2 separate regions of the Homo sapiens genome follow, and region 2 is linked to region 1. The links are chromatin loops, found by intact Hi-C in ENCODE. Cell type or tissue: heart left ventricle. All regions are shown on one strand. Links, peaks and the distances in the headings refer to the core of each region. The heading gives the core; the rest is flanking DNA. Region 1 overlaps PEX14 (peroxisomal biogenesis factor 14). Region 2 overlaps CASZ1 (castor zinc finger 1).

The links. Hi-C counts contacts between places; a loop is a spot of excess contacts. Peaks named below come from ENCODE experiments on the same cell type or tissue, not always from the same donor. Only the 100,000 strongest peaks of a DNase experiment are listed, where the experiment ranks them.
Region 2: it touches region 1 in a loop (2.5-fold over the local background); 6 of 110 quality-filtered maps call a loop at or near these places.

What each region holds. Positions count from the first base shown.
Region 1 is chr1:10,522,199-10,537,274 of GRCh38, forward strand. PEX14 (peroxisomal biogenesis factor 14) reads left to right here. Exons shown (of 9, transcript NM_004565.3): 3 at 14,015-14,099. Among named protein-coding and RNA genes, the nearest start is that of PEX14, 55 kb to the left of the region's middle. RefSeq lists an enhancer at 5,847-7,046. In heart left ventricle, for the core only: a CTCF peak has its summit at 8,249; DNase peaks (open chromatin) are centred at 7,130 and 8,273; H3K27ac peaks cover 1,577 bases.
Region 2 is chr1:10,658,321-10,673,396 of GRCh38, forward strand. It overlaps CASZ1 (castor zinc finger 1), which reads right to left. Exons shown (of 21, transcript NM_001079843.3): 5 at 6,763-7,251; 6 at 1,382-2,216; 7 at 188-256. Among named protein-coding and RNA genes, the nearest start is that of CASZ1, 130 kb to the right of the region's middle. RefSeq lists enhancers at 1,447-1,957, 1,958-2,468, 6,092-6,840, 6,841-7,588, 13,693-14,741. In heart left ventricle, for the core only: no CTCF peak of the experiment used is centred there; DNase peaks (open chromatin) are centred at 5,491, 6,149 and 7,811; H3K27ac peaks cover 4,985 bases.

The DNA.
Region 1 (15,076 bases), core at 3,975-11,974:
TTCACCTTTAGTTACTAAGCAGAGTAAGGGAAATAAATGCTTTTATAGAAAAGATAGCCAGTGACAGCAGTCTATCCTGATTCCTCACCCAGCACTGTTTCAAAAAGTGGATCAATTAATATTGTTGCCAGACAGAGAACGAGGACCAATGGTTAGGAGGTTCAGGAAAGTAGATTTCAACTCAGTTTAAAGAGGCACTCCTGAAAATGAGCTGACAGTCTCTTAAGGGAGTAGTTTCCCTGCTCATTATGAGCATTCAAGAGGAGGCTTCCTGATCATTTGTCAGGGTTGTTGGAGAGGGGAGTCCCTAGGTCATGGGTGGGACCAGATGGCTCAAGATCTCTTTTGGCTTGTTTCCTCATCTTAGATTGCTACAGCACAAACAGCATCTTTCCTGCTTCTATTTTGACTTTACAAGTGGCTGGTGTACCGTGAGGACCTGTGAATGCTCAGTAGCTATTCATTATTTAATCTCTGGCTTCCTGCTTCTTAATCTAACATGAATCAAAGCTGTTCTTGTTCAATTCAGGAAAACCACCATCTCTGGCACCTCCTAGAATGAGGCATTCTGGATAGTTACGTTTTCTGGATGGTCATCAGGAGCCATTTGAAAGCAGAACAAACAAAACACTTTAAAACTTTTGGCTGGGAATTATGTAAAATGGATTACATACTTTCTTGCTTTATTAAGCTGAATATCTGGAATATAATTTAATCGTGATGACTCAGTATTGTCATTTTAGATGAACGTGTTTATATGGTGTTATAAGCATAGCTGTGTTTTCAAAACCTGTTGAAATATAGATGTGTTGTATATTTGCCCCTACTTGAAATGACTCCACCGATTCTAAATGACCCCAGACTAATAAGCTTTTTGAATTTTTTTGTTTGCTTTTCATGGATGTTTCTCTCTTGGCATTTGCTGTTGGGCTTTTTTTTGCTGTCACATCTTTGTTTGGTGTTTCTGTACTAGCTGGCTCCTTCCTCTCTGTTCTTATTTGCAGCTTTTATCTTCTATGATTTGGATACCAGATAACTAAGCTTGTATATAAAATAAATAGTAAGTAGCGTGAGTAAAGCTTCGCAGCGTATAAAATATATGGAATTTGTAATATCTTTTTTGGCTGCCCTGATTTCTTCTGCTATTCCCTGTCTCCTCCTTCTCTGTTGGTTTTCTCCTTTTTTTGAATTGGGTGTCAGCTTGGAGAGATGAAATCTGGAAAGACTGGGTCTTGTCCTTGACCTAAGCCCATATCTCTGGCCCAGGTATCAGCGACTGCCTCATGGAATCAACTTAGAAATTATAAAATGGCACAGGTAGGGGGTCCTGAAGGTCATCTGTTTAACCCCTTATTTTATAGCAGTGAAGGAATCTGAGGCACTGAGTGGGGACATAAGAGGCCAGGTTCATGACAGTATTTGTGTAAGGTAAAAAAAAAAAAAAATCTTGTAGGAAAATTCTCTGCTGGCTTATCAGCAAGTTCAGAATTAAAGTACATAAACCAAAAAAAGGCTTCTGTTTGTGGCAGCGTTTGGCTGTGTTTGCACTCAAGACTATTATCGATATTCTAGGAGAAGCTTTAATCCTTTCATTCAAACTTACAAGAAATGCTGTTTCCTTTTAGTTAAAAAAAAAAAAAAAAAAAAAATCCAAGAGAGCATTTGATTTGAGGAACCAAAAGTCTAGAAAATGTATCCGGGAGTCCTCGTCAATTTGGGGCATAATGAAATATAAAAAATACTCAATAAAAGCTCCTTTATTACTTTAACTGTTTAAATGTGGAGTTTTTAGCCATCAGGTTAATGTTTTGGTATCATTTTTTTATTTGATTGTGAGCACTTTTCCAGGTAGCTCTGCCACTCGAGCGCTAATCAGATTCCCACAGATAAATGGTGCTAGCTGCAGCCTGACATCACTGCGTTTTTGCTTCAACATTATTTTATTTTATTTGGTTTTCCTGTAAAAGTTAATAACTCCATGTCCATGTGTTTAAACAGGCAAGAAGAGAGAGAGAGAAAGGACAGTGAGCAGAAAAGGATGAGGGATGTTTCAGGAAGCTTGTGCAAAATTGAGGAAATTTAGGGATTTTTGTAATTTCCAGGTATCTTACCTTATGAACAGTATGTGAAGAACCAAGAAGGTTACAAAGCAAGATGGTAATTCATAATCCTTCAGATAACAAAAAGTGAACTTCTCTGTTTCTCAGACAGAGCTGGGAAGAATTTGAAAGGAGTTACCATTGATTTAAAGGAGGAAGATGCTCAATAAACTGATTTGCTTAATGGTGAGAATTGTGTAAATTTTGTGTTATTCATAAGTAAATTACATGCTCATCTGGCTTCTCCTAGATGACCAAGATGGGGAAGGGCATCAGATATAGGGCATAAAGACCCTCCTTTTCATCTTCCCATTATTGGTAGGACACAGTGACTCTTGGCCAAGATGGCTCTGGTGCTCAGTAGGCCTTTGTGGAATCATTTGATTGATTGATTGATTGATTGATTGATTTTTAGAGACGGGGTCTCACTCTGTCACCCAGGCTAGAGTGAAGCAGTACAATCATAGCTCAGTGTAACCTCAAACTCCTGAGCTCAAGCCATCCTCCCACCTAGCTCCCCAAGTAGCTGGAGCGCCACTACGCCAAGCTATTTAAAAAAAACAAATTTTTTTTTGAAACAATGGAGTCTCGTTATGTTGCCCAGGCTGGTCCCGAACTCTTGGCCTCCAGCCATCCTCCTGCCTCAGCCTCCCAAAGTGCTGAATTATAGGCGTGGGCCACCATGCCCGGCCGGATCATTTATTTTTTAAAGTGTGTGTTTGTTTATTGGTAGCTGTGCTGGCTAATAATAGGGATGTTTATGGTATTTAGTGAAAGGTTGCTGAATGGTTCAAAGCCATGAGGACTACCTTTGGGTTCTTCTTGTGTGTGATGGATTTCCTCACTGAGCTGAAAATTTCTTAATTGGGGTTTATCAGAGAAGGCAACTGGACTGATGTCTCTTGATTCAGTTTCTCTTCCAAACTTGTACCTTGATACTAAAGACAGTCCGTGGGTACAATCTGATGATGGCTGTGATAATCAGTTTCACAGCCCTTATGTCATTACTTCTGAAAGATGTGTAAAAAAAAAAAAAGACATTTTCCTCATCTGCGTCAGCGGTATAGCTTGTATTGCTTTCCTGTGTTTCACACTTTGTGTTGATATGTTACTTGTGAAGTCGTCTACAAGGGTGTGACCTGTATTAGATACCGCTTTTTTAGAAAATGGAACCTGACCACCAACTTGTCCCTGTGGAGAGCCCATTTCTGGCCACTCTCTGGGGCTGGTGTGCTTGGTGAGGAAGTTGACTTTCCTCTGACAGTAGCTGATTGTATATGACTGTTTGAATAGTAAGTTTCCAATCCTTGTCATTCTACTGTCAATTTGAAGATTTTTTTTTCTTCAAAATGGAGTGTCACTCTGTCACCCAGGCTGGAGTGCAATGGCGTGGTCTCAGCTCACTGCAACCTCCGCCTCCTGGGTTCAAGCGATTCTCTCATTTCAGCTTCCCGAGTAGCTGGGACTGCAGGCACATGCCACCACACCCGGCTAATTTTTGTATTTTTAGTATAGATGGGGTTTCACTAAATTGGCCAGGCTGATCTCGAACTCTTGACCTTGTGATCCGCCCGCCTTGGCCCCCTAAAGTGTTGAGGTTGCAGGCGTGAGCCACTGCGCCTGGCTGATTTTTTTTTTTTTTGAGACAGAGTCTCATTGTGTCTTCCAGGCTGGAGTGCAGTGGTGTGATCTTGGCTCACTGCAACCTCTGTCTCCCAGGTTCAAGCGATTCTCCTACCTCGACCTCCCTAGTAGCTGGGACTATAGGTGCGTGCTGCCACACCCGGCTAATTTTTTGTATTTTTAGTAGAGACGGGTTTCACCGTGTTAGCCAGGATGGTCTCGATCTCCTGACCTCGTGATCCGCCCGCCTCAGCCTCCCAAAGTGCTGGGATTACAGGCGTGAGCCACTGCGCCCGGCTGATTTTTTTTTTTTTTTTTTGAGACAGAGTCGTGCTCTGTTGCTCAGGCTGGAGTGCAGTGGCGTGATAGCTCGCTGCAGCCTCCACCTCCTGGGTTCAAGTGATTCTCCTGCCTTAGCTTCCCAAGTAACTGGGATTACAAGTGTGAACCACCACACCCAGCTAAGTTTTGTATTTTTATTACAGACGGTGTTTCACCATGTTGGTCAGGCTGGTCTCAAACTCCTGATCTCAGGTCATCTGCCCACCTTGGCCTCCCAAAGTGCAATTTGAAGATTTTTAAGTCTGCCAGTTGACTGCATTATGAATTACACTTTTGGAACCCATACTTTAGTTTTTTTGTTTAGGCCATAAAAGAATCAAAGGTAATACAGGTTGAGTATTCTTGATCCCAAATGCTTGGGACCAAAAGTGTTGGATTTTGGATTTTTTCAGATTTTGGAATATGTACATAATACTTACTGGTTGAGCATCTCAAATCTGAAAATCCCAAATCCGAAATGCTCCAGTGAGCATTTCCTTTGTGCATGACCTTTGACTGTCATGTTGGCACTCAAAAAGTTCTGGATTTTGGAGCATTTTGGATTTTGGATTTTCAGATTAGGGATGCTCATCCTGTAGCAGGATCTAGGACTTGGTGGCATCCCGTTAGTAGCAGATCTTGATTGTTGACTTTCTTCTGTTTTCTGGTGGGTCTAAAGAAAATTCTTAGGCTGGACACGGTGGCCCACACCTGTAAATCCCAGCACTTTCGGAGGCTGAGGTGGGCAGATCACTTGAGGTTAGGAGTTCGAGACCCGCCTGGCCAACATGGTGAAACCTTGTCTCTACTAAAAATAGAAAAATTAGCCAAGCGTGGTGGCATGTGCCTGTAGTCCCAGCTACTCAGGAGGCTGAGACAGGAGAATCGCTTGAACCCAGGAGGCAGAGGTTGCAGTGCCAAGATTGTACCACTTTACTCCAGCCTGGGTGATAGAGTGAGACTCTGTCTCAAAAAAAAAAAAAAAGAAAATTTGTGGGCCAGGCATGGTGGCTCACGCCTGTAATCCCACACTTTGGGAGGCCGAAACTGGCAGATCACGAGATCAGGAGATTGAGACCATCCTTGCCAACATGGTGAAACCCTGTCTCTACTAAAAATACAAAAATTAGCTGGGTGTGGTGGCATGTGCCTATAGTCCCAGCTACTCGGGAGGCTGAGGCACAAGAATTGCTTGAACCCGGGAGGTGGAGTTTGCAGTGAGCCGAGATCACGCCACTGCACTCCAGCCTGGTGACAGAGCGAGACTCTGTCTCAAAAAAAAAAAAAAAGAAAAAATTTGTTTCTAAATTTGAACTCATTCTAGGCTATGAGTAGTTCTTTTTTTTTGTATTCAAATTTATTTTTTAGCATTAGGTCATTCTCTAATTTTCTTATGGGGTGTTTGGTAGAATTGCCTTTTATTTATTTATTTTTTTGTTTGTTTGTTTCCAAGACAGAGTCTCACTCTGTCACCCAGGCTGGAGTGCAGTGGTGCGATCTTGGTTCATTGCAACCTCTGCCTCCCAGGTTCAAGTAATTCTCATGCCTCAGCCACCCTAGTAGCTAAGACTATGCACCACCACACCTGGCTAATTTTTGTATTTTTTTTAGTGGAGATGGGGTTTCGCCATGTTGGCCAGGCTCTTCTCAAACTCCTGGCCTCAACTGGTCCACTCGCCTCGGCCTCCCAAAGTGTTGGGATTACAAGCGTGAGCCACTGTGCTTGGCCTAGAAGTGCCTTTTAAAGACTCCTTGAAGGTTTTAGTTTTGTGCAGAGTGTGGGTTGATGGTACACATAATTTTTTGGTCCAGAGCTTATCTTCCTTGGAATTCAGGAGCCCATCTTCTTGCCCTTAGGGCAGGTGGCCCTAAGCCCTTGAGGGGGATCCTGCCTTGCACCAGCTGGTGGTCACCTATTCAGTAGCTGACCCCCAGTGATGCCTTAATGTTTGAGGTTGCCATTATCCATGACACAACCTTTCTTCGTCTCCTTCCTAATCATCCCGCAGTTCAATAGTGCATGACTAGAGAGCTTCACCAATCTCCATCTGGCCGAACTTCAAAAGAAGTGGAAGCTGAAGCAGGGTTTCATCTGCTGAGCATCTGAAGCTGCTGGAGGTTAGGAGAAATACCTTTCAGAAAGCATGAAATTCAACCAGTGGTGGAGAGAAAGAGACTAGGAAATAGAGGCAGTGTTATCATTAGGGAGGTGCTGGGGACTGTGTGCCACATATTTTTAGTGTTGGAGTCACCCGCCACCGTCACTGTGTGAGCTCACAGTTCTCTCAGGGAGCATCTTGGACACTGAGTCATTACATTCCTTTAGAGTGATTTAACTCAACAGCTTGACACCTTCATTAATTTTACAACACGAAGCCTGGGTGCTCTCTGCTTCCTCTTTAACAGTGCAGGGAAATTAGAGGAATATTGAAAATATAAAACCAGGGGATACTGGAAGAAGGAGCAGTCAAGGAGCTGTTGAAAAACATCATGTTAAGGAATTGAACTACTTGTCTTTCCTTGGTATCTCTTGGGATCGAGCACCCAGCTCTTGCCACTCGTCTCTGGCACATAAACCTTTTATTTCCGTTCCTGGCACGCTGGCCAAACCTCCAACTTGCAGCCAGCTCGTTTGCCTTCTCTGCTGAGGTCACTGCTACCGTGATCCGTGTATAATGGCATTTTCCTCCTCTTTTCAGTATGAAGGCTATTACAGTTTCTTCTCTAAACAGGACTTCAAACAATTTGCTGCCAGTTGCATTTCAAAGGCAGGGAAAAGGCAAATGTCATCCTTTTTTCCTCCCCTCTTTGGGTAACTGCTTTGTTGGTTGCATCAAAAATTAGAGGGGCTGCTATCTAAATTCAGGTGGGGATGCGTGGGGACAAGGCATTTAAATGTGCTTTTCTTTCTCCCTGAAGGAGAAAAACGCTTTTCCTTCTCAACCTTTCCTAAAAAGGAACTTTGATCTTCCCAACCCACAAGCAAGGGTTTCATTTCTTCCAGGCCGGCGTGTACTCCACAGCTCCTTCTGTGGCGTGGTGACCGTCACCCGCTGCATCAGCAGCTCTGCTTTTCAAGCTGTGCTCCTCCACTGCACCAGCGCCCTTTGGGCTGGAAGTTGGCACCCAGAGTCCTCGGCTGGACACGGACACCTCTCCAAAGTCACCCTTACGTCCCTAAGATCACTGTCCCTTGACATTAAATAGTGCGTGGTGGTTTAAGATGCTTTTTATTTCAATATACATTTCTGGAAGAACTACTTTAATCAAATAACAAAACAATGACATTCTGGCAAGCAGTTCATGCAATATTTTTAACTAAGGCCAAGGGAAAAAAAATAAATGGCAGAGATATTTCACTTTGAAAGGTAGTTTTTGTGCATGTGAAGTTGCCACTTTTCATAAAGGCTTTTACTACATATATCAATGAGTTTTAAGAGAGACTAGGGTCAATAATGCATGCTTTAGAATTCCCTAAATACAGATTTACACAATAGCCTTAAAATATATTCTGTTCTATCATGTCAACTCCTGTGCACTTCTACCAGCGGAATTTTATTTCTTTAATGTGAAAAACAAAAGGACAGAGGAAAGTAAAGTAAAACAAAGGAAATTAGGGCCCACAAGCTTAATTAGTATAGTGTTGTAACCCAAATCAACAATGGGAAGGACACAGTGACAAAACCCAGGAAATTCCAAGTCGAAAGAGAGGCTCTTTCCTTTAACTCCTTGAGTGCCAGGGCACTTGCTAGCCAGCTCCTTACCCAGGTGCAGGAGGCTACCTGAGTACAACTCACTGTCTTTATTGTTGAACTTCCTGGCTTTTGTTGACTTTCCCTTCTCCTTTCCTCCCTTAATGTACATGAAACATACCTTTGTGTGTGCGTTAATTATAGATAAATGGGCTAAAATTGCCTCTTGGTTTTGTAACCCTCAGAGAAGGGGAAAGAGTACAAAAAAAATTCCTGTCACTGTCATCTGTTCATTTTTAATGAGCAATTTTTAAAAATTGAAAATAAAAGAGGAAAATGAATAGGTGTTGAACCAGCCCGTGATATGTAAATGCCAACTAGTAATTACCTAAAACCTCAATTTTCATTCTGTTTCATCTTGCAAAACATTTCATTTTCCCTGAGTGAAAACACTTAATTTGGGCTGTGCGAGTTAGCGGAGCGGCCGCCCCGGCCTGCGCCTCCGCCGGCTCCGGCTAGGGGGCACTTTGGCTCTGCGCTTCTGCCGCCTGCGGGCTCGTCCACCTCAAGGTTATTCCCCTCTTGCCATTCCAGTGGTTTTACTCCGAGTGTGCAGGCCCCTCCCCCCTACTCCCACTAGTCTGGTTTCGGGGAGCCTGTTCCTCCTTGTCCTTGCAGAGGCGCGTATTGAATTTTGGCTGACCGAGCCTTCCTCTGCATATTAACTTTCCCCTCTTACCTGGCTATTGGGCCCTTGGCGTCCCTGAGTTGCAGTCACACTCTGAGAGCAGCTTTCTGGAAGCTTTCTTTCTCCCTTTGAGGTTGCACACAGAACTGCCTCTAGTTTTTGTTTATTCCTGCTGCTTTTTTAGTCTTTCTTTTCATTTTGGCAGCTGGGGAAATCCTGGATTGAGGCTCACACACATTTGCCCTCCTGCCACACTGAGAATGACAATTCCGACGCTTGCTTTCTTTTGCATACTTGTAGATTTTTCTTCTACTCTGGTTTAGGATATGTCACCTTTTGGATATGTTCGTGGAATGTGGCTTGTGGTTGCCGCTGCTTCCTTCCCTCCCCAGCCTGTTCCCTAGCTAGAAAGAGAGCGTGTAGACTTGAGAAAGAACAGGGAGCCCGGCATTGTGAATGGTAGATCAGAGAGGAGCCTGCATGTAGAAAACCAGAATTATGTTGTCCTAGGACCCTGGATCCGAGAGTGCTCTGCCTGGAATCTCAAGGAACACGGCCTCTTTAGTGAGATATATAGCTTCATAATTAGCCCGTTGCATTTTTTCACGAGTGCTAGCATCAGCGTTCTACGATGTGTTTCTCTGATTAACAGCTGCTTTGCAACTATTTCCCTGTGCCGCCGATGACCATATTTGTCAAGGAACTCCTGACAGAGTACTGATTTCTTACTAAAATGCAGCATTTCTGTTTGAAGAGGGTTCTCTCATTCTTGGCAGTGCCTGGCTTTTTAAGTCAGTCCTTGTTAAAACTCGAGTTGGCTTTGGTCTAACGCTTGTTAACAGGATTCTGGGTATCTACTTTAGTGTATGAACGTAGGAACCTTTCACAGGCAATTTAATCTTCTGAGCAGCGCACGTGGAGCAGTGCGGCGCTGGAATGGGGTTTCGGGCCCGTAGATTATATTGGTCATTTTCTTTTGCCCTCTAGTTGTGATCTCTGTGGGTTAAAAGGACTTGGCTTTGGTTGTTAGTGTCATTAATTTTTGAATATTTTTAATATTTTAAGATGGCTAATGAATGCTCACATCTTAGGAGATAGATGTGTATGTAGTACACAGGAGTGCTGGAATTGGTGGCATTCCAAATAAGTGTCACTGGAGACAATGCATCAGGTTTACATGTCAGGTGCAAAGTGCTAAGGCTCCCTCAAACCCCAGGTTCATTATTAGGCAGGCTCTGTCCTCCTGTCCCCCTCGTGCAGAAAATAAAGTGTGTATTCTGAAGATTACAATGTGCAGGTCTTTTGTAGGAGAGTGGAAAACACATAGGAAGCATCTCTTTGGTGAGGACTGTCAGGAACCTCAGTTCTTCTCACTGGGGATTACTTACCCTACACAATGCATTTAACAGCACATAGTTCATAGTAGATAACCCCTGAGTATACTGTATTCCATTGATTTATACAGTTACAAATCCTGCTCTCTCAAATACAAATCTCTCTCAATTGGCCAGTCATCTTAGATCTAAAGGTGTTTTTCAACCTGAAGTCCCCCCCGCTTTTTTCCAAGTTGCTGACAGTGACTCCAGTGACTCCGGTGTAACCATTGTTATGAGACTGCAAAGACAAGAATTTACTCCTCTTCCTTGCACCTCAGTTTTATCTCTAAGTGACACATAGTGAAAATTATGAAATTTCCCCAAAATTGTGGAATTGGTGGTGGCAGGGTTGTTTTATTTTGCTTTGGGTGGAGAAGGGGACAGAAGGTAGGGTCAGAGGGATGGGGGGCGGGGAGAAACTGGTCTGTTTTCTTTGGAGTTTGTTGTCTTTATTTTGATTAAACTAGCTATTGGTAATTCGAGGTGCACTCATTAAGAACTCAGTGCAAGAGGAAGGGAAAGGAACGCTGATTCCATATTTATCACAGGCTCACCAGCAAGCAGCTTCGACGGCGGCATCAGCAGCTTAGTGCCAGAATTCTCCCTGGCTTGCTGCACTCCCACAACATGTGCAATAAAGTTCCTGTCTCCGTTTTACATCTTTGACATTGAGGCGGAAGATTTGGCCTGAATTTATGTAATTTAGTTGGGCACAAATATAACCCATGAATAGTCACATTCATCTTCTAATTAGAAAATCAAATGATAATACAGGACAGGCTGCAGGCACCCCATCATCGAATCCAACAAAAGCGTGTTGTGTGTGTTGGGCCTCTGCAGAGGAAAGTCAGTTGAATTGCTTCATGAAATTAATGAAAAGTGCCCAACAATAGGTGGGTGAAAGGCACAAACCGAGTGCCCTGTCAGTTATTTAGTGTGTGAAGATGTTAGCATTATGGGTAAAGAGTTTTGCAAAATCTTCTCCCATCGATGTATGAATCATGGGGCTATAAAATTCTAGATTGGACAGGTCCTTCCCCCCATTTTGTAGTGCCAGTTCCTTGCGGGGAGGGAGGGAGAAGAGTCAAGAGTAACTGAAGAAATAATTAGTGAAAAGAGGAGAGAGGTTTTCATATGTTCACACTTACATGTAGCCACTTCTCAGGGTGTCTTTCTTATTCAGCACATTAGGTTGGGGCTATTTGAGTGCTTTATATTTTTGCATCTAGTGTAGTGATGTCGATGCTGTTAAATATGTGATTTGCCTGTCGCCTGCATTTTCAGACAAAGATCAAGAGGAACATAAACAAGCCCCAAATATACTTTATGTAGGTGTTTGGCAGTATTATTTTATATGACTTGAAATTAGTGAATGGAAACTTTAAAAGAAATTGTTCATATTTTTGCAAGTTTGAAGTGTGCCGGGACTTTGTCAAATTCCCGTTAAAATAAATACGTCAATTTCATCTCCCTTCCAAATTCATTTTTCTTGCTTTTTTAAAAGGTGTTTTCTACTTTACCTGATGTTTAAATTGGATTCGCTCGTTTATGCTGTTCTTTGCTATATCCCCCACGTTCTTCTTAAATGAATTACTAATGACAGAGCACTCCATCATTCCCTCTCTGCAGCCACTTTAAGGAAAGCATGGTGATCTAAACCTTTTAACCTATTAAAGATGATTTTTCCCAATTGAATCAGACCCACCACAGGTGTAATAACTAATCATTTAAACTACACCTGCTATTATGTATTTTTAAGCCATTATGCATGTTGGATAGATGATAATTCATGTTTATTGCATTGTCCGATGGATCCGTTTTGCCTACACTAGGCTGATTAATGTATTTAAAGAAATAAGAGATGCATTTTTTTAAAAAAAATTGATGGAATGCGCCAAGCACTGCATTGAGTGCACCATTAAACCCATCAGAACTTTGCTCTCTGACCAGAAATGCATATACCAAGGACTATATTAAAAAAGCAAGGTGAAACCTGTGTGTTCCAGTGGTGGGATTCTGTTTTCTTTCTCTGTCATGGAAAATTTTGGAAGGATGAAGGAAAGCTTTCTGTTTCTATGGGTAAATGATAGGAGCTGTACTACTAGCATCTTCTGCTTAAGACCTGTTCATCCACATTTCCGCTGACACCTGGTACACGTGTCACACACAGCATGCAGACTACCGCATGATACGAGTAGTGTAATTTTCTTGTGTGTTGAAGGTGTATTTTTTTCTCCAGGTGAAGAACAACTATCCCCACGCCATCTGAGCTGTGCAGACTGGCGCTGACCCTGGGGGCCAGTGACTGGGTACCTGTTCATTCTCTTTCCAGAGCAGGGGCCTCGCTTCCGTTGGTTTTTCTGCTTGTCTCTCATTTCTCCTCTCTCCTTTTCCCCCTCTCTCCTGTTATAGCTCCTTGTGTACTGTTGCCTTCTTCTCCCCACCTTTCCTACCTCTACCCATCCCCTTTTCTTTTTTCTCTTTTTTCCTTCTTCCCTTCTCCTATCTCTTCATTAAAATGCATCAGTGTTGTAGATGTTTGTTAGATTTCTCTTGATTTTGGTGTGACCTGAGGCGATCTGGTTGAGTATGCCGTTTGGGGTCTCTAGAATCTCGAGCATTCATTTTTCTTTAGTCCAGAACTGGTCTATTACTGTGGTTCATGACGGTGGTTAGTACTGTCGGCAGCATTGGAGGACAGATGATAATCTGTGCGGAGCTGGGCTTGGCTGTCAAGGGACACTAGTATGTCCTGTTGGTGACAGGCCCAGACCTGAAAAGTCAAGATACTGAGTTCATCCTTTAGGGGAATGTCTAGGTAAGCCTCCCACGGAGGGGTTGCAGGGAAAATGAATACAGGCTTTTCCCTGGCTTTTTTTCTTTGGTTTATCCTCATATCTTTTGTTCCCCAAAAGTCTGTCTGGTCTCAGGATTACATTCATATAAAATATGGGGAAGGAGATGATTTGTAACTTGTATTTCACTTACAGTCACAGTACTTTCTGTTTGACTGCTTCCCTTAGTTTGAAGGATCTTAGAAAACTTCCTTACATCTAGCCTTAGAAATTTTTTCTTTCAACAACTTATGAGTGAACTCAGGGCCTGTTGACTTTATCTGTAACATGAGACCATATTATTCCTTTGATTTTGATGAGGTGAATAATAGCAGTCATTTAAAACAGCCCCTTTCCTACCTGGGGCAGGTGGGCGTTTCCCATCCATAGGGCTGGTGTCTGGGGTGGAAAGTAGACAAGCCAGGCGTAAACACACACTTCGCGTGTGCTGAGTGATGTGAAGGTTAATACCTGCAGCGGTGCCCCTTCCATCCCCTGCCCGGCTTATGTGGAGATAGGAAGATTTCATTAAATAATATTCATTACCAGAGGCAGGTAGACAATCTGTCAATCTGTCAGCTTTTAGCCATGAAACTCCAAACTTTGCCCTTTGAAGGGTCTTCAGAACTCAGCTCCATTGCAGAAGGGGGGCCAGAGTGAATGGCAGTGGGTGTTGTCTCCGACATAATCCCTTCCAGCCGGGACGCCCTCAACACTTTGCCAGGCTCTGGAGAGAGTGTGGTCTCTGCCCTTCACTTGCTTGCAGCGTAGTTGGGGAGGCAGGCTGAACATTAGAAGATGGTGTAATTATGTCTTCAATTATATGGTACACAGTACAGGCACTGAAGAATTGAAGAGAATAGGGAGATCAGAGATGGCTTGCTTATTTAGGCAAGGCTTCGAGGAATCAGAACAGACTATAAAAGGGCTGTGCTGATAGAGAACGTGTGTGTGTGTGTGTGCGTGTGTACGTGCGCGTGGGGTAACGTTTAGACAGGTGGAGGCAGGAAAGGGAGGCCTTCCAGAAAGACAGCATACAGGGCACAAGGGCGGCGACATGGGTGCGCATGGCCACACCTGCCGGGGAGTATGAAGAATCAGCTCGAATGGAGATCAGGAGGAACAGGAAGGATCGTCGCAGGCCTGAAGCTCGGCAGAGGGATTAGATTTGACAGACTCAGATACAGGAAGCCAGTGAAGACAGGGAAACAACATCGCCTTTCATTTAGGTAGATTTTAAGTTTAAGAAATAACTGGTTATAAATTTGACCACAATAGTATGCTTGTCTCTGTGGAGCTGGGAAAAACTCCTAGGATTTTTAATCTTGAAATTCAGACTATTGAAGTGAAGTTTACTCCTCTATTTTCTCTCTCTCACCAGATTGCCACGGCAGTGAAGTTTCTACAGAATTCCCGGGTCCGCCAGAGCCCACTTGCAACCAGGAGAGCATTCCTAAAGAAGAAAGGTACAGGTTCCACAGGGCTGTGCAGCACGGCCTACAGGGGGACTGGGGCTGGGGCAGATGGAAGCCACGGTGCAAGGCAGGTGCTGAGCTGCCAGGACTTCCTAGAGCTGCCCACTCATGGGGCAGTGGGGCTGAGGCGAACCCCCCAGTGGGGCATGCAGGTTTCTTTCCTGACAATGGAGCGGCAAGATGACACGATTCGGGTAATTAAGCACGGATGACTTAGTCCAGTCCATCATGGCAAAGGCAGCATTCAGTAGCAGAGTCGGCCCATTGGATGAGACTGTGGAGGACTTCTGGTTTTTGGTCTGCTCTGTGTCAGTGACCCTGGCTGCAGGATGACTAGCTTAGGTTAGGAGTTCAGCTGCTTCAATAGAGAATGAGGGAGAAAGAAATGAAGGGCGAGGGAAACGAGATGACTAACAAGGTCAGGTTAAACTCAAGCTTGGGGTCAGTCCGATTTACAGATTGAAGCGGTAAATTAGTGGTTTTATGGTATTTCTGTAAACAGGGATAAAGTGGACCCTGACAAATTCAATATTGTCTGAAGAGACAATCTATTCTGGTTCTGTTGGACTTCAGGGTATTTTTCTTTTTTTGTAAAATGAAAACTACAAAGAAACCTGACTTTTCAATTTTTTATACATGTAATTTTCTAGAAATCTAGGAAGTCATTTACACATCCTTATATACCATGATGGGCAAAAGTAAGCTTTCTTCCTCCCAAAGCAAAACTCTTTTTCCTTAAGGAGCTGGAATGCCAGCCTTGAAATTCTGAGTTTTGAGCTTTCAGTCATTTTTGGCTGGAATAGGTGGGTGATATTTCCTAGGTCTGCTCTGTGATGTCCCGCTGAAGGGATGCAGCATGAACCATTGGTCCCTTCATGCGATCATGTCCCGGGGCTGCACTAACAGGGTTTGGGCAGAAGAAGCCCAAACATTTCACCACAGGCAGCTGCTTCGCGGCAGCCCCAAGG
Region 2 (15,076 bases), core at 3,475-11,474, 140 kb after region 1:
GAGGGAGGCTCCCAAACGGGCGTGCAGGGCAGCCCTCGGTGCGGTGGAGGGACCGAAGTGGATGGGGATGGGAGGAGGCAGCTACCTTGGCCCTAGAGGTCAGATATCAAACGAATGGCCTCAGAGTGCCCGGTCAGTCCTGGCCCCCCACCTTCTCTCCACGGCAGGCTCCTCCCCAGGGGCCTACCTGGCAATATATTTCTGGTAAATGTTTACATCTTCAGTGACGGCTGGTTTATCTGTGGGCAGTCCGTTCCTGGCAAGAGACACACAGGGCACAGCCGGTGAGCAGATGGGGCAGCCTCGTGTTACAGGGGCATCTGGTGGGCAGCCCCTGCCCTGAGGCCCCAGCCCCTCTGCTCTGCTCTGCAGTGTCCGAGGCACCCACGGTGGGACTGAGGACATCCCTGGCAGAAGCTGGCCAGAGGTTCAACGAGCCCAACTCTGGGAGGGCAGTGCCATCTCGTGCAGGTGGGGCTGCAGCCCCCTTGGGCACGGGCTGGCAAGCCACAGAAGCCCGGGCTCGGCACCCAGCATTCAGGGAGCATCAGGAGGCCGCTGGCTGAGGGGCACCAGGCCTCCCAACAGGGAGGGATTCGAGGTGGGGGCAGGCAGCTGGGCAGGGGAAGTGTATCCTTCCCCAGGCAGCAGGGGCCGCCCTGATCTGCTCCAAGGCATGCAGCCCCCTGGGGTCCGGGAGCCCCCCCAGGGTTCAGGAGGAGCTCTGGGGAAGGGTCTCGCTCAGCCCCACACCATCCACTACTTGACTACCCAGGCCGTTCCCCTGCCCATGGGTTCAGGCTGTAAGGGTGTATGCACCTAACCCCGGTCACTACCTTTGCTTCCTGCCTCCCCCAGGGCCCAGGCTCTGAGCCCAGGAGCCAGGGCCACCAGCATGGACCCAGCATCCCCAGCCAGGGTGGCGCCTTCTCAGCCAACCACAGGCCTGCATTCAGCACCCATGGCAGCAGGTAGAGAAAGCCTGTCATGGGCAGATGGGGTGTGCTGTCATGGGCAGTCCCGGTGTGCATGCTAGCAAAAGGCAGAGCACACTTGTGCCTGGGAGTGTGGGCGTGTGTGGGTGGCGTGTGTGGGGGGCGTGTGCGAGGTGCACGCGCAGGTCCAGGAGCGGGGGGGCGCTGCAGGAGGGCTCACGCATGGTTCTGTAGGTGCAAGAGTGAATGTGAGTGCGGCGCGCACCTGTGTGTGTGGAAGCGCATGGATGGGAGCCTGAGTGTGCACGCGCCTGGATGCACAGTGGATGTGTATAAGGTGTGAGCGGCAGGTGTGTCCTCAAGCACGGGCAACCCTGGTGAGGAAGGAGGCCTCCTGTCTAGTCTGGCTCCTGGCTCTGGGCATTGTGGGGTGGGGAGCGCCTTACTTGACAGTGGAGACGGTCCCCGTGGTGATGGAGTCTGTTTTGGAGAAGGTTGACTTCAGGTACTCGGGAGTGTTGAAGGACAGGGAGGCAGGAGGCTCTGGCCCTGGCCCGGGGGCGCTGGGGGCACTGGGCACGCTGGCGAGGGGTGCGGGAGCCAGGCTGGGGGTGGGCGGAACCTTGGCGGGGCCTGGCTTCTGGATGCCCCGGACGTCGTACTTGGAAGGGCGCCCCACCTTGCCTGTCTTGAAGGCGATGGCCCCGCCCATGTCGGGGCTGCCCTCCCCGGGTTTGAAGAGGTGCAGGTACTTGACATTCTCCAGGTCGTACTTGGATGGCTTCTTGTAGGTGCTCCCGTTCTGGGGCCGCAGATTCTCGCCGGTCTTCAGTTTTTGGATGAAGAAGTCGTACTTGGAGGCCCGGGCTACCAGGTTCTGCATCTGGACACTGCTGTGCGACGGCAGGGGCAGGATGGTGGCCTTGGTCTCCAGGTGGGCCGTGCTGCTGGGCAGCCGCAGGCCGGGCAGGGTGCCCACCACCTCCTTGCCCACCCGCTCCTCGGTCTTGGTGCTGGGGGCCGGCCAGGAGAGCTGCTCGCCAGCCTTGAGCTTGCGGATGTACTCCTCATACTTAGAGAACCGCGCCCGCTTGCTGAGGGTATCCTCGGAGGTGGGCAGCATGGAGGAGGTGGCTGCCTCCGGGGTGGAGCCCGCGTGCAGCTTCTCAAAGCTGATCTTCCTGGCCAGCTCGTCCCGCGTGTTCTGGTCATCATAGCCAAACATGCCGAGGAACTCGGTCATGGTGGAGGCCGCGTAGTCCCGCAGCGAGGAGGCCTCTCCTGCAGAGGAGGATGGGGGCGCATCACCTCTGGGAGGGAGTGGGAGGGACAGGAGGTCCCCCCACTGGGGGCCCCCACCCATAGAGGGAGGGGGTCAGTGTGGGGAGGGGCGGAGCAGGACACGATCTATGGACGTTTGGCTCACTTGTTAGGTTTTACGACTCTTAAATTAATTTGTTTTAAAAAAAAGTAATTAATACTGGGGTAAAATAAAACGAGTTCATCAATGCCAGGAAAATCAATTTCCTAAATGTTCTGGCCGATGGCTTTTCAGTACATTAAACAAAGTTTCATAAATGTCTCCGCTCTCTCGCCTTGGCCTAATATGAAAGAGAAGTCATTTTACTGGAAGTAAGGCCAGATCCCAACCTGCCTCCCAGGACAGGGAGCGGCAAGAACCGGGGACAGGTAGGGACGTGGGCCAGTGGGCAGCTGGGTGGGAGCCCAGGGGTGGGGAAGATGCTCTGGCCGGGGTCGGGGTGGGCCTGGCTGGAGGACCTCCCTTGACCCCACAAATGGATCCCCTGGGCAGATGAAGGGTCCACTACAAGCCTTCCTAGGACCTGGCCTCTTGGCCTCCCCACACCTTCCCAGGTGCTGAGGGTCCCTGACAACACAGCTCAGCCAGGGGCGCAGGTGTGTGGATGTGCCCCTGGCCTGTGACATAGGACCTGGACACGTCCTCCAACCCCCTGGCCTCCTCCAGTCACTTGCAGTCACACAAGGTTGGGCCACCCGGGGAGGGCAGGAGTCCGGGCAGGGCCTGAGTGCAGCCTCCTTACTGTGGCCACCCCGGGCACACCAGGAAGCCTGGAGCCACCTCCCCACAGTGACATACACACACATTCTCACATATCAACACACACTCACACACACAAACCCACACACAGTCACATGCACATGATCCCATACAACACACACATGCATTCTCACACACACACACACGGTCACATGCACACAATCACATACAACACACACATGCATTCTCAAACACACACACAGTGACATTCACACGATCACATACAACACACACATGCATTCTCAAACACACACACCCAACACGGTCACATTCACACAATCACATACAACACACACATGCATTCTCAAACACACACACGGTCACATTCACACGATCACATACAACACACACATGCATTCTCAAACACACCTACACAGTCACATGCACACACACACAAAACATACACATGCATTCTCATACTCTCACCCACAGTCACATGCATTCACAACACACACATCCATTCTCACACACACACCCACAGTCACATGTACACAATCACATACAACACACACATGCATTCTCATACACTCTTACACAGTCACATGCAATCACATACAACACACATATGCATTCTCATACACTCTCACACACCCACAGTCGCATGCACTCATACGCCATCACATACACACTCACATAAACCCAGTTAATTACATGCACACAATCACATACAACACACACATGCATTCTCATACACTCTCACACACCCACATTCTCACAATCACCTATAACACACACGCATTCTCACACACACCCTACACAGTTACATGCACACAATGACATACAACGCACACATGCATTCGCATACACTCACACACCTACACACAGTCACAACACACACATGCATTCTCATACACTCTCATATCCCCACGCACAGTCACATGCAATCACATAAAACACACACATACATTGACACCCACCCACCCCCACACACAGTCACATGCTCACAATCACATACAACACACACATACATTGACACCCACCCACCCCCACACACAGTCACATGCTCACAATCACATACAACACACATGTGCATTCTCATACTTTCACACCCACACACCCAATCACGTGCATACAATCACATACAATACACACATGCCTTATTACACACTCTCACCCGCACATACGCACAGTCATATGCACACACATGCCATCACATACATAAACCCACACACGGTCACATGCACACAGTCACACACAACACACATGCAATCACACACACTCTACACACCCAGTCATGTGCTCACAATCACACACACAATCACACACACTCTCACATACATCCAGACACGCAGTCACATAAAACTCATATACTTGCTCACCCCCACACAGTCACATGCAGACTCTCACATAAAACACACATACCCAGACACAACACACACACTCATACAGACTCACAGACACCACACACTCACACACCTCACAGACTCTTGCGCTCACACTCGGGCTCACCAGCTCCCATCCCTAGCCGCCTTCCTGCCTCTGCAGACATACAGGTACACAACCCCCTGAACCCCTGCCCTGGGTCTCTCGGAATGAGGGAGAAGGCGGTCAGTCCCAGGCTAATTCTGAGCTGTTCTTGCGGACCCACCTCTTCCGCACATGCCCCACCCCATGGCCGAGCCGTGACCCCAGTGCACACGCACACCTGCCCCTTCACTGCCCGTGTGCTACATGCCTCCCGTGTGCCATGCCCTGCATCAGGGTTAGGTGCACCCGCGAGACTGAGACCTGCACGGCCCCCGGGGACACCATGTTCTCTCTGCTCATGTGCAAGCCAGCCACGTGGGCACACTTGGGGCGGCAGGACCCCAGGCTGACTACACAGCCAAGGGAAGGCGTGGCTGGGGGGTCTCCTCCCAGGCGAACCTGCCAGGTCTGGGATCCTCAGAGACACCTGGGATGGGGGTCTAGAGGGGCAGGACTGGGCCTGGGGAGGGGAGGACACCTGGCGGGATGTGGAAGGAGAGGCTGTGGGCTCCGGGGAGGGCCTGGGACCCGGCTAGGGGAGGAGAGGACAGTCACAGGCAGCCACCTGGCACCCAGGGTGCACAGAGGGACTCAAGAAACCAAAAGACAGCTGTTCCCCTGGGGCGGGGCTGGCGGGTCAGCCGCTGTCCTGACCTCAAGCTACACAGGGTTGGGGGGCCCAGCTAGGGAGGAGTGGGCTCTGGCTGCTGGATTCAGTGGCTCAGGGACCAGGGAAAGGGGCTAAAAATAGCTGGAGGCAGCTGAGCCCTCGCTATATATGGCAGAGAAACAGGCTTCGAAGGGCAGGCAGCTTGCACAGGGAGGGGACCAGGCAGGGGTCCCTGAGGGGGCCCACAGGCCTGCATGGCCGAGCCCAGGGCCCAGAGAAGGTGGCTTGGGGGCCGAGCCCACAGAGGCAGCCAAGGCTCCGCTGTCTGTGTCCTCCAGCGCTCAGCGCTGAGTAGGCAGTCCCAGTGTCGGGCTGAGGGGGCGAGGCCTGGATCCCTGAGGCCATTGGCAGTTCCAGGCCCGCCTCTGCCAGCCCCGCTCTCCACTCCTCTGGGGGAAGGAGGCAGGGGCTGAGGCCCACTCCGCTCCCCGTCAGCTGCGGGCAGAGCTGGCCTGGGTGGGGGTGTGGAGGGGACGGTGGCCCTTGTCGCGTTCCTCTCCTCTCCTCTCCTCAGGCCCAGCACAATCACCTTGTGTCTGGCAACGGCAAGGGCTTTTCCTATCAGAGGAAACTGAAGGTCACACTTTTCCTCATTGATCTCGCAATGTTTGTTAATTACTCTGTCACTGATGTGGCGAAGGATAATTAAACAGCTCTGTTTATATCTTACATGCATAATTATGTGGCTGCGCAGGGCTCCCCGCACGGGGAGGAGATGCACCCCTTGCTGCAGGGGAAGGGCTAGGGGAGCGGGCAGGGGAGGCGCAGGGCACCGGGCACAAGGCTGGGAAGGAGGCCGGGGGCAGAGAGAAGGCCCAGACCTGGGGGCTGTGGTCCTGGCGACCCCCTTGCCTGCTGGAACCCCCGGCCCACCCTCCCCTGAGCAGAAGGCGCGCAGGGCTGCTCTCGATCCCCAGGACATGGACATGGAGACACCAGCAGAGCAGGGCCTCAGTGCCTCGTGGGAGAGAGGTCAGCCAGGGGACCGTGGCCGGGGCAGCTGGCTGTAAGAGGATACGCTGGCCGGGCTGGCAATCCATGTGGCCCTGAGACGTCCTGCTGGGAGGGCCAGGGACAGCGGTGTAGGGAAGGAAGAGGAGGCCAAGGGGAGTGGCAGGAGAACAAAGCTTGTCCTGGGCTCCTCCGAGAAAGCTCCGTAAGTAGCAGAATGTGCAGACAGCAGGCTCACAGGCTCATGCCGTTGACCGCTGCGCCCCTCTTGTGCCAGGTACTGTGCCCGGTAAGCTCAGGCCTCACAGGTGTGTGTAAAGAGTCACCTGCCCACCATCTGTCCAGCCATCTATCCCATCCGTCTGTCTATCCACCCACCCGTCTATCCCTCCCTCCCTCCCTCCCCACCTGTCCACCCCTCTGCCTGTGGTTTCTTGAAGACCCACTGTGTGTGGGGCAGCTGCAGCCCTTCCCTTCTCACCTGGGGTGCCCCTCCCCGTCCTAGTCTCTCCCACTCCAGGAGCCCTCCCTGGGTGGGATGAGGGGCCGGTATTTAGAGCAGGAGTGAGGAGTCGGGTGTGCTTACCAGACACACTGCCCCTTCCCCACTGGCCTCCCTGTCCTGGCCTTCAGCCTCCCTTCGAAGGCCAGGCACCCACCTGAAGCCTGCCTGGTGCTGGGGCCGCTGTCCTCCTTGGAGGCTGCCCCGTCCGAATCCTTCTCCTCCAGGGCACCGCCGTCCTTGGAGGGCTCCTCCGCGTGGTCTTCCTCATCGCTGCACCCCTGGGGCTGCACCATGTAGACACCCTCGGGAGGCAGCTCCAGGCCCTCGCGGGCAATCCGCCCCAACACGGGTGTGGGTGCCGGCTCCTCGCTGTACTCCCCGTTCACCCACTTCTCGATCACTGCCCGTCTCTTGTCTTCCTCGCTGCGGGGGGCCCGGGCTGCCCCAGACTCAGGGCCACTGCGCTCTTGGTCCCGGGGCTGCGATGGGCTGCCCTCCGTGTGGGAGCCGGCGTCAGCTCGCTTCTCCACCACCACCTGGCGGCTCAGCTTGGCGCAGATGGCGTTCAGCTTCAGGCCACCCTTGCGTTTGGGCGCCATGGCGGGCTTGCCTGCAGGCGGGTCCGTGCACCGGGTGCCCTCAGCTGCAGGGATGGAGGAGAGCACGGAGGTCAGAGGCGTGCAAGGCCAAGAACAACCCACCCTCCCGAACAGCCCTGCATCCCCCAAGCTGCAGGCCTCCCCCATTGACCACAGTGCCATCAAACTGCCCTGAGACTGCCTGGCATGTGTCTATCTCCCCCACTAGTCTATGAGCTCCGTGGCCATGCTTGAGAATCACTCTACTTTCTGAGCCTGGCAGGGTGCCTGGCACAGAGTAGGTAGTTCAAGAACTAGTCTGTAAATGAACAAATGAATGAATGAATGCCTCTTCAACTACAAGGGGCGCCCAGGTCCTGGAGGCATTTCCTAGGCTTGCTGGGCCCTGGGAGGGGGTGTGCCCTTTGACACACAAGGAAACTGAGGCCCAGGGAGGTTAAGGAGCCGGCTATGCGGTCAGGCTGTCAAGGGACAGCGTGGCATTCCTGGCAGCTTGTTCCGCTTGGGAGCGTCCTGCCTTACCACACGTTCCTGGGGAGGAGTCACAGAGAGCCAGGGACCAGCTTGTGCCAGCCTCTTGCCTCACTGTCCCGGCAGCACTTGGCTGGCACCCTCCCACCCGAGCACGTCAGCCCCTGGCGGCTCCTCTGCCAGGCCAGGTCCCTGGGCCCTACCTGACTCCAACCCTGCTCAGCAGAGAGCAGAGATCTCCTTTTCTCCCAGCCACTCAGGACCCTCCCGAAGGCCTCCGTGTTCCTCAGTCTCCTCCCTGCCTCAGGGTCTTCTCCAGCCCTTGCCAGCCCCCTCTTGGCCTCTCTGTCCATTTCCTGTTGCCACTCCCTTCCCCAAGCCTCAGTCAGAGCCATCCAAGTGGAGTTCCTCATGGCACTTCCTAGGGCCACTTGTCCCTATCCTAGGACCTTGCTCCCCAGCCTCGGCCAGCCTCTGCAGCCCCGGAAGGCCTGGCCAGCCCACTTCCCAGCCCCCAGGAGCTCCAGCAGGTGCAGGGTGGGATCGCTTAGGTCCCTCACGGAACGCCCCGAAGCGCCGGTCACAGCACCTAATCCCCGAATGTGACAGCCCGACACACACAGCCGGAAGGAAGCCCTCATGAGGCGACTTGAGAGCCAGCGACCTCCCTCGCGGCCGCATAGCCCAAACTCTGTCCCTGATAGGGCACCGAGGGTCCTGGGGGGGCATACGGCAAGCCCACCCACCACACAGCCTGGGACCTGCCACAAAGGCTGGCGAGGGTGGACACACACACACGCACACACACGCGTGCACACACAGCGCAGCCACATGGAACTGTCTGTCTGTCCGTCCATTTAGTGAGCTCCTTCTGTGGGCCAGACCCTGTGGTGGGGCTTGGGGACAGCGCAGTGGCCACAGCAGCAGGGGCTCGGCTCACACTCACTGTGTACAAAACAAAATGTGCCTCTCCATGGCCCTCACGGGAGGAATGGGCGTGTCAGAGTCTCCACATAGGCGGGAAGGCTGAGGGCAGGGCCCCCCGGCTCCATGGTCAGAAGGGGCTTCACTCTAATGATCACCCCCTGCCAACTTTCCACATGCCAGGAAACCCGATGAGAGGCCTACCCAGGCGGGAATGGCAATACCTGGGTCCACCCAGGGGCCGCATCCCTGAGGTGGACTTGACTCATACGCACAGATAACCGTCCCCTGATAGACACAGTGCCTGGCCGTCCCAGCCAGATCCTTCCCTTGTAGCCAGTGGCCAGTACGGATGGCTCACTTGGCCCAGACGAGACAGGGTGACTCTAGCCCAGCCAGGCCCACTGCCAGAGAAGGGTCTTCTCAGCCCACTCCCAGGCCTTCCAGTCCTGTGACCCTGGCTTCAGGGCCTTAGACACTTGCCCAAGCCGATGCCCACTCTACCCAGGTTCGTCCACATCTCCAAGTCTGTGCCACCCACACCCAAGACCCCAAGCACGATGCGGGGCCCCTCTCGAAGTTCTGAGACGGGGCCTCCTCTTCACAGCATCCCACTCGACCTCGGAGCTGCCCAGCAGGTTCTGTGACGCCGGGTGTCCTCCAACAGGCCTCCGGGGAAGCGGGCCTCACCTGGTCCCCTCATCCCTTGCCCTGGATGGGGAAGGGAAGGGGGGAGTGGGGGAGCCTGCACTATTTTTACCAGGAGGTAAGCAGCCAAGTGTGGATGGCAGACAGCAAATGAATCTGTAAATATTTATCCTAAGGAAGAGGGAAGCAGAAGCTCCCAGGGCCGCACTTGCTGCTGGTGACGCCCCCTCCCCGGGCCCCCACCCATCCTGGAGCCTCCCCGCACTTTGGCCCACCCAGCCCAGCCCACCTTCTCCCCATCTCGGCTGTGTGCCTGGCTCAGTCCCTGCCCGGGCCCCCACCAGCTGCGGTGCAGCTGTGTACCCAGGACCCGCCCCCAGCCCCAGGCCCCTTTGCTCCTGCCGACTCCCCCGGCACCTGCCCTCCAGCTGCCGCGCTGCCCCAGCCCACCTGCCTTCCAGATGCTGCCCTCCCTCTCCCTCTCTTGCTGGTCCCAGGGGTGGAGGTGGGAGGCGTGTGGGCCGGGGACACAGGGGCAGGAGGCAGAGGTAGGGCTTAGGTTTGTAAGTGCGAGCGCGTGTGAGGCTGGGCGGCGGGAACAGGGGTGCGTTGGAGCTGAGGTCTAAGCTTTCCGCCGCCTTCCGGCCCAGGGCCCTGGGATCCATAGACGATCCGCCCCCCACCCCGCTGTGGTCTGACCCCAGACTCCTGTCCATGTAAACATTCCTCTGACTTTCTTCCCTAAAATATAAACGCCGTGGCCAGGCCTCAATGGAAGGAAGCCATCCGTCCCCGGCCCTGTCACTGCCCCTTTCATCTCCTTCCCGCCACCAGCCTGCCCGCTGCTCTATTTACACTGGACACTTCCTCTGGGAACAATACTGCCCAGGAGGCAGGCTTGGGCCAGAGGGTGGGAAGGCGAGGGGACTCCTGCTCTGCTTCCCCAGAGACGGGAGAGGCGAGGGGAGGGGCTGCCGAGGTGGGCTGGGCCGGGGCCTGGGACCCACACACAGTCAGAGCCCACTCTCTGCTGGTGGCGGTGCTCTTGGCCTCCAGCCTCTGGCCCCACGGGCTCTGGCGCAGCACCAGGGTATGGCCTAGCCTCTGGGGTCAGGGAGTTGGGAGCTCACGGCGGAGCTCTGCCCTGCGCTAGCTCTGGCCCTGGGCAAGATTTTTCCCTGTAGAAAGGCGGCCAGGCTGTTAGGTGAGAGAGGGCACCTGTCTGTGCCAAGCACAGGGCCTAGCAGGGATGAACCTGGGAAAAAGCAGCTGAGCCCTGGGAGGGCCACCAGGCAGATGTGGTGCCACACGTGAGCTTGAGATTCCAAGGCTGAGAAACCTTACCTGGCCTGGAAGAGGCAGGGGACAGAGAAGAGGCCAGAGGTCTGGGGCAGGGGCGGGCTGGCCTCTCAGCCCCTCCTCGGATTCCTAGGTTCGGGACCTTCCCTCTCAGGGCGCCACGAGCAGCAGGTCTCCCCGCAGGTCTCTGAGCTGAGGAGACCCTGCACAGGGTTGGGGAAAACGGGCATGGACTGGACCGTCCACCTTTCCGGGCACTAAGGCATGACTTGTAACGGCCCAGCGGAGCCGGCACTGTCATTGTCCCATTTCATAGAGGAGGAGGCTGTAGACACTCCAGAGCCCAAGCTCACCCTGGCCAGGAGCTCCCGAAGGCTGGGACTTGGCCCCATCCCCATTAGGGCCCCTAAGCCGGCCCTAGGAAATCCCAGGCCTCTCTGCGGGGACTCCTTCCCCTGCCCCGTCCCCTCCTCACCCTCGCTTCCTGTTCCCATAACACGGAGCCCCTTAAAGTGTTAACTGCGATGGGTAAAATGGTGCAGCAGATTGCTACAATAAATAATTTACTGATATTTATAAATATTCAAATCAGCCGGCTTCAGAAATCAAATGAAGGGAGGGCCTCGGGAGAAGGCCCCGTTATGGCATGAATCTCATCACCCCCTCCGTAGGCGGGGGCAGGCCAGGGCTCCTGCCAGCTCTGGGTGAGAGGGGCGTTCCTGTAGCTGCACCGCATCCCCAGTCCCCTGATCTCACTGCTCTCTGGAGGTAGCCTGCTCACCTGGTCAGGGCCAGGCCCCCTCCCGCAGGCATCCTGGGTTCAAGGGGAGGAGAGGCTGCAGTGCCCACCGCCCATGGCCCTGGGTCTCAGAGTTGCTTGTCCTGCCTCAACGGTGGGTGGGTGGGGGTCTGTCCCAGGGGGCCGGGCAGGCCTGGCAGCCCCTCCCCAGCCGTGAGTAATGTGTTCTGGGGCCGGGCTGCCTGTCAGCTCCCAGGCTCCGGGTGCTTTATGGGCTCTGCTTGGTGGCTCTGAACTCCCTGGTAGGAAATAAAGTTCTCCCTGCGCGTCCCTTCTAAACATTTCACTCAGTGGAAACGGTGTTCAAGAAAAATGAGGACATATTTCTTCCTAAGGATGCAGTATCCCCTTTGGGCGGCCTAATGCCCGCTGTATATCAGGAGGTGGGGAGGCAGGGGCCAGGAACCAGACCCCTGGGTTGGGGGTGGGCTGGGGCCCTGCCTTCCCACTGCCAGGCAGCTCGGGGGCCACTCTGGTAGCTGCCCTGGGCCATGGTGTCTGGGGCCATAGAGCAGCTGGCATCCTCTGAGCACCTCGTCTGTGCTGGGTGCCTTACAGTGCCACCTTGGTGATGCCCCCAGGATCTCCACATGGTCGGCTGTCCTGTCCATTCCCACATAAGGAAGCAAAGGCCGCGAGGCTGGTAGCTGCCCACAGTCAGTGCTGGAGCCCAACTGCCACCAGGCTCAGATGCCCAAGGTCATAATCTTCAACCCCACCTGTGTCCCCCACAGCCTCCCGCCTAGGCATCCTGGAGTCAGGGGCGGGCGGCTGCCGGGGCTTCCACCCTGCCATTTACTTCCGAACTTGCAGCTCACAGGCCACAAGCCCCAGTTTTGGGGTGCTGTGCTGGTGTCCTTTCAACAACCTCTCTCTTGAGTACCGTGTACAGACCAGACCCTGGGCTGACTCCTCAGGCTATGATGTGGGCACACAGGCAGCCCTGGCTCCTGTGCCGCGGATCCTCAGTTCAGACTTGGGAATGAACACTTCAAAGCCAGTACAAGAGCCATCTCTGTAGTGGGCATCAGAGGTGCCACAGGAGTGGCAGGTCTGGAGGCCAGCAAGGGCCAGGAAGGGCCCAGGCATCTACCCCTCCTCCCTCCTCTACCTCACAGCCCATTTCCGCCTGAACGGTTCCTTCCCCATCCTTCAGCTGTGACCCCTCCCCCACCAGCCAGGACCCGTCCCCTCCATCCCCTCCGAGAAGGGAGTCCTTCCCTCTTGGACCCAATTCTATCCCCAGCTCCAAACAGAAGGGCCTCTAAGTTCTGTGGGAGGAATGGTTGCTGCTCCCTAGGGGTTCAGCCAGGGCCCGAGGGGTTCAGCCGGGTCCCCTGGCCCTCAACAGCTCCAACTTGGGTGGGGGGCATGCTTGGCCACTGGGCCCTAGCTTGCCCCACTTTGTTTATTTATTTATTATGATTTTTTTAGTCCAGTTAAAAGGTTCGCTATCCAGACGCGTCTAAGTGGCCTCACTTAGCGTAAGTAACTCTATAAATCAGGGGAACTGTTAGCATCCACCGCACAGGCTGGCTATCAATCTCCCCCAGGTCACAGCCAAACAGGAAGGGGAGAAAAAAGAGAGTTACCACCCAGGGGAGATTTAAAACACACACACTGAGCAAACGCGCACAGACCGCGTGCATGCCTGTGCGCGCGCACACACGCTCGGATGCCTGTGTTTGTACAATCCCGTTATATTCACATGTGCACATGTGGAATCTCAGAGTGCTGCGTGTGGTCGTGGTAACAGAACACAAACATGGCTCCTGCAGCCATGAGGGGAGACAGATGTGAGGGAAGGGGCTTCGGGTGAGCCTAGGACCCCCAGGGCTGGGCTGACTCTCAGTGCCTGAGCTGCCCTGCTCCGGGCAAGTGTCTCTGGAGGGCAGTGGAAGGGGTCTGATTGGTCCCCTCCCCTCTCTGTGGCCCCCACCTCTGCCAAACCCAAAGGGCCCAAGCTTTTCCCTTTCCCAGCCCCAGGTGGGCACTTGGCAGGGGGGTGGAGCCTGGAAAAGGAGGCAGGAGGCTGTAAGCTGTGGGCCACCGCAGCGGAGCATGATGTCACCTCGGGTCCTTACTCGCTATGCCCGAGGCTGGCACACCCCAGATGCGGCACTGGGCTCAGGAAAGGCAGCATCATCTAAATGGGTGGCCAAATGCCATGCAGTGCACTGGAGGGTGCGAGGCTAGGATGATGGCAGAAACACCCTGCCTTTTCACGGGAGCAGGTGTGGCTGGCTGGGTGTCCACACAGCCTGGACTGCCCTGGAGAGGCCCCAGACCTAGACAGCCCCACAAGCTGTGCCATGCCAGAGACCGGAGTGGGAGAGGCGGCTCCTGGCATCTGCTCTAGGTCCCAGAGACGGACATGGGCAAGGCAGCCCGAGGTGGGGGACCTGCCCAGGCCACCTCCTTTCCCTGCTTGCCCGAGAGGCCTCCCCGGCTCACCCGCCCGCCGCATCTCCCCATGAACTCTATTTCTCTTTCCTCTCTGAAAACAACTGAGCTGTAAATACTGTTTAACCTTCTCCCCCCTCCCCCCGCCACCCCCTCCCCTCCGCACTATAAAAACACAAATATGCCATAACTCAGCCGCCCGGCCGCCCAGCCTCCAACATGCCCCGCGCCCGGGCCTCTCAGGAAGGTCATTACAAACGACTTTCCGATTCACTGCTCCTGAAATAATTTTGTGTATTAAAACCTGAATCTGCACTTTCTGGGGCCGAAAGCCTCGCTTAATTATGGCGGGTGTCCTTGGGACGGACAGTGATCCTTCACTCGCCAGCCCGCGCTCCAGCCCTCCGCCCGCCGGCCCGCCCCCCTCCCCGGGCCCAATCTGTTTTCAAAGTGTGTCTGTCCTTTATTAAATTGTTTTCTTTTCCACATTATCAGTTGCCATGGAGACCTCATCTCTCGGATTATTTGAATTTCATTATATCTATTGATTTGGGAGCATTTCATCTTTTTTATTGTTTTTCTGTCAATTTTCAAAACGAATAACCATCTAATTTGCGTCAGTGCTGATTATGTTTGTCCCTCAATAGAGGTCGGCAGCTGCGCTGGGGAAACAAATCAATGAAAAACCATCATAAAACTCCCCACTCCAGTCTCCAGGATGTGTGGGTGACATTCCACGCCTGCGAGAGACACACTCATCAGCTCCAACTTCGGCGACGGTGGCGGCGGCTCCGTTCCACGTCCGCCTCCTTTGGCCTTAATATTTAATTTTGCGATTTGGGGCATTATTAGTGGTGTTTTTATTAGCGCGTGTGCCTGTGAGTGTTTGGAGGTGGGCTGGCGGTTCCATTAATTTGTGGGTGAGGCAGGGAAGCCCCAGAGGAAGGCACGGTGGACGGCGTTGGGGTGCAGTGGCGAGTGGAGAAAAGAGGGGAAAAGCTCCGAGGGGGGCGGGAGCCTGGGGACCGGGAGGGCCCTGCGGAGGGGCTGGAAAAGGGGGACCGAGTGAAGGGGAGGAAAAGAGGGAATTCAAATTGCTTACTTTGTTGGTTTTTTTAAATAATTTATGCAATTTTAAGCATTTATGTATAAATTTTTTAATAAGCCACCCTGGAGCAGGATGGCCATTAACATCCAACGTCCTTCTGTCCAATGGGCTGGCGGAGAGGATCAATTTCTGAGAGTACTTTCCCTTTTTTATGACATGATAAAATGCTTTTAAAGCAACTTACACAAATATGGAAATTTTTTTTCGTCCCCTCTCC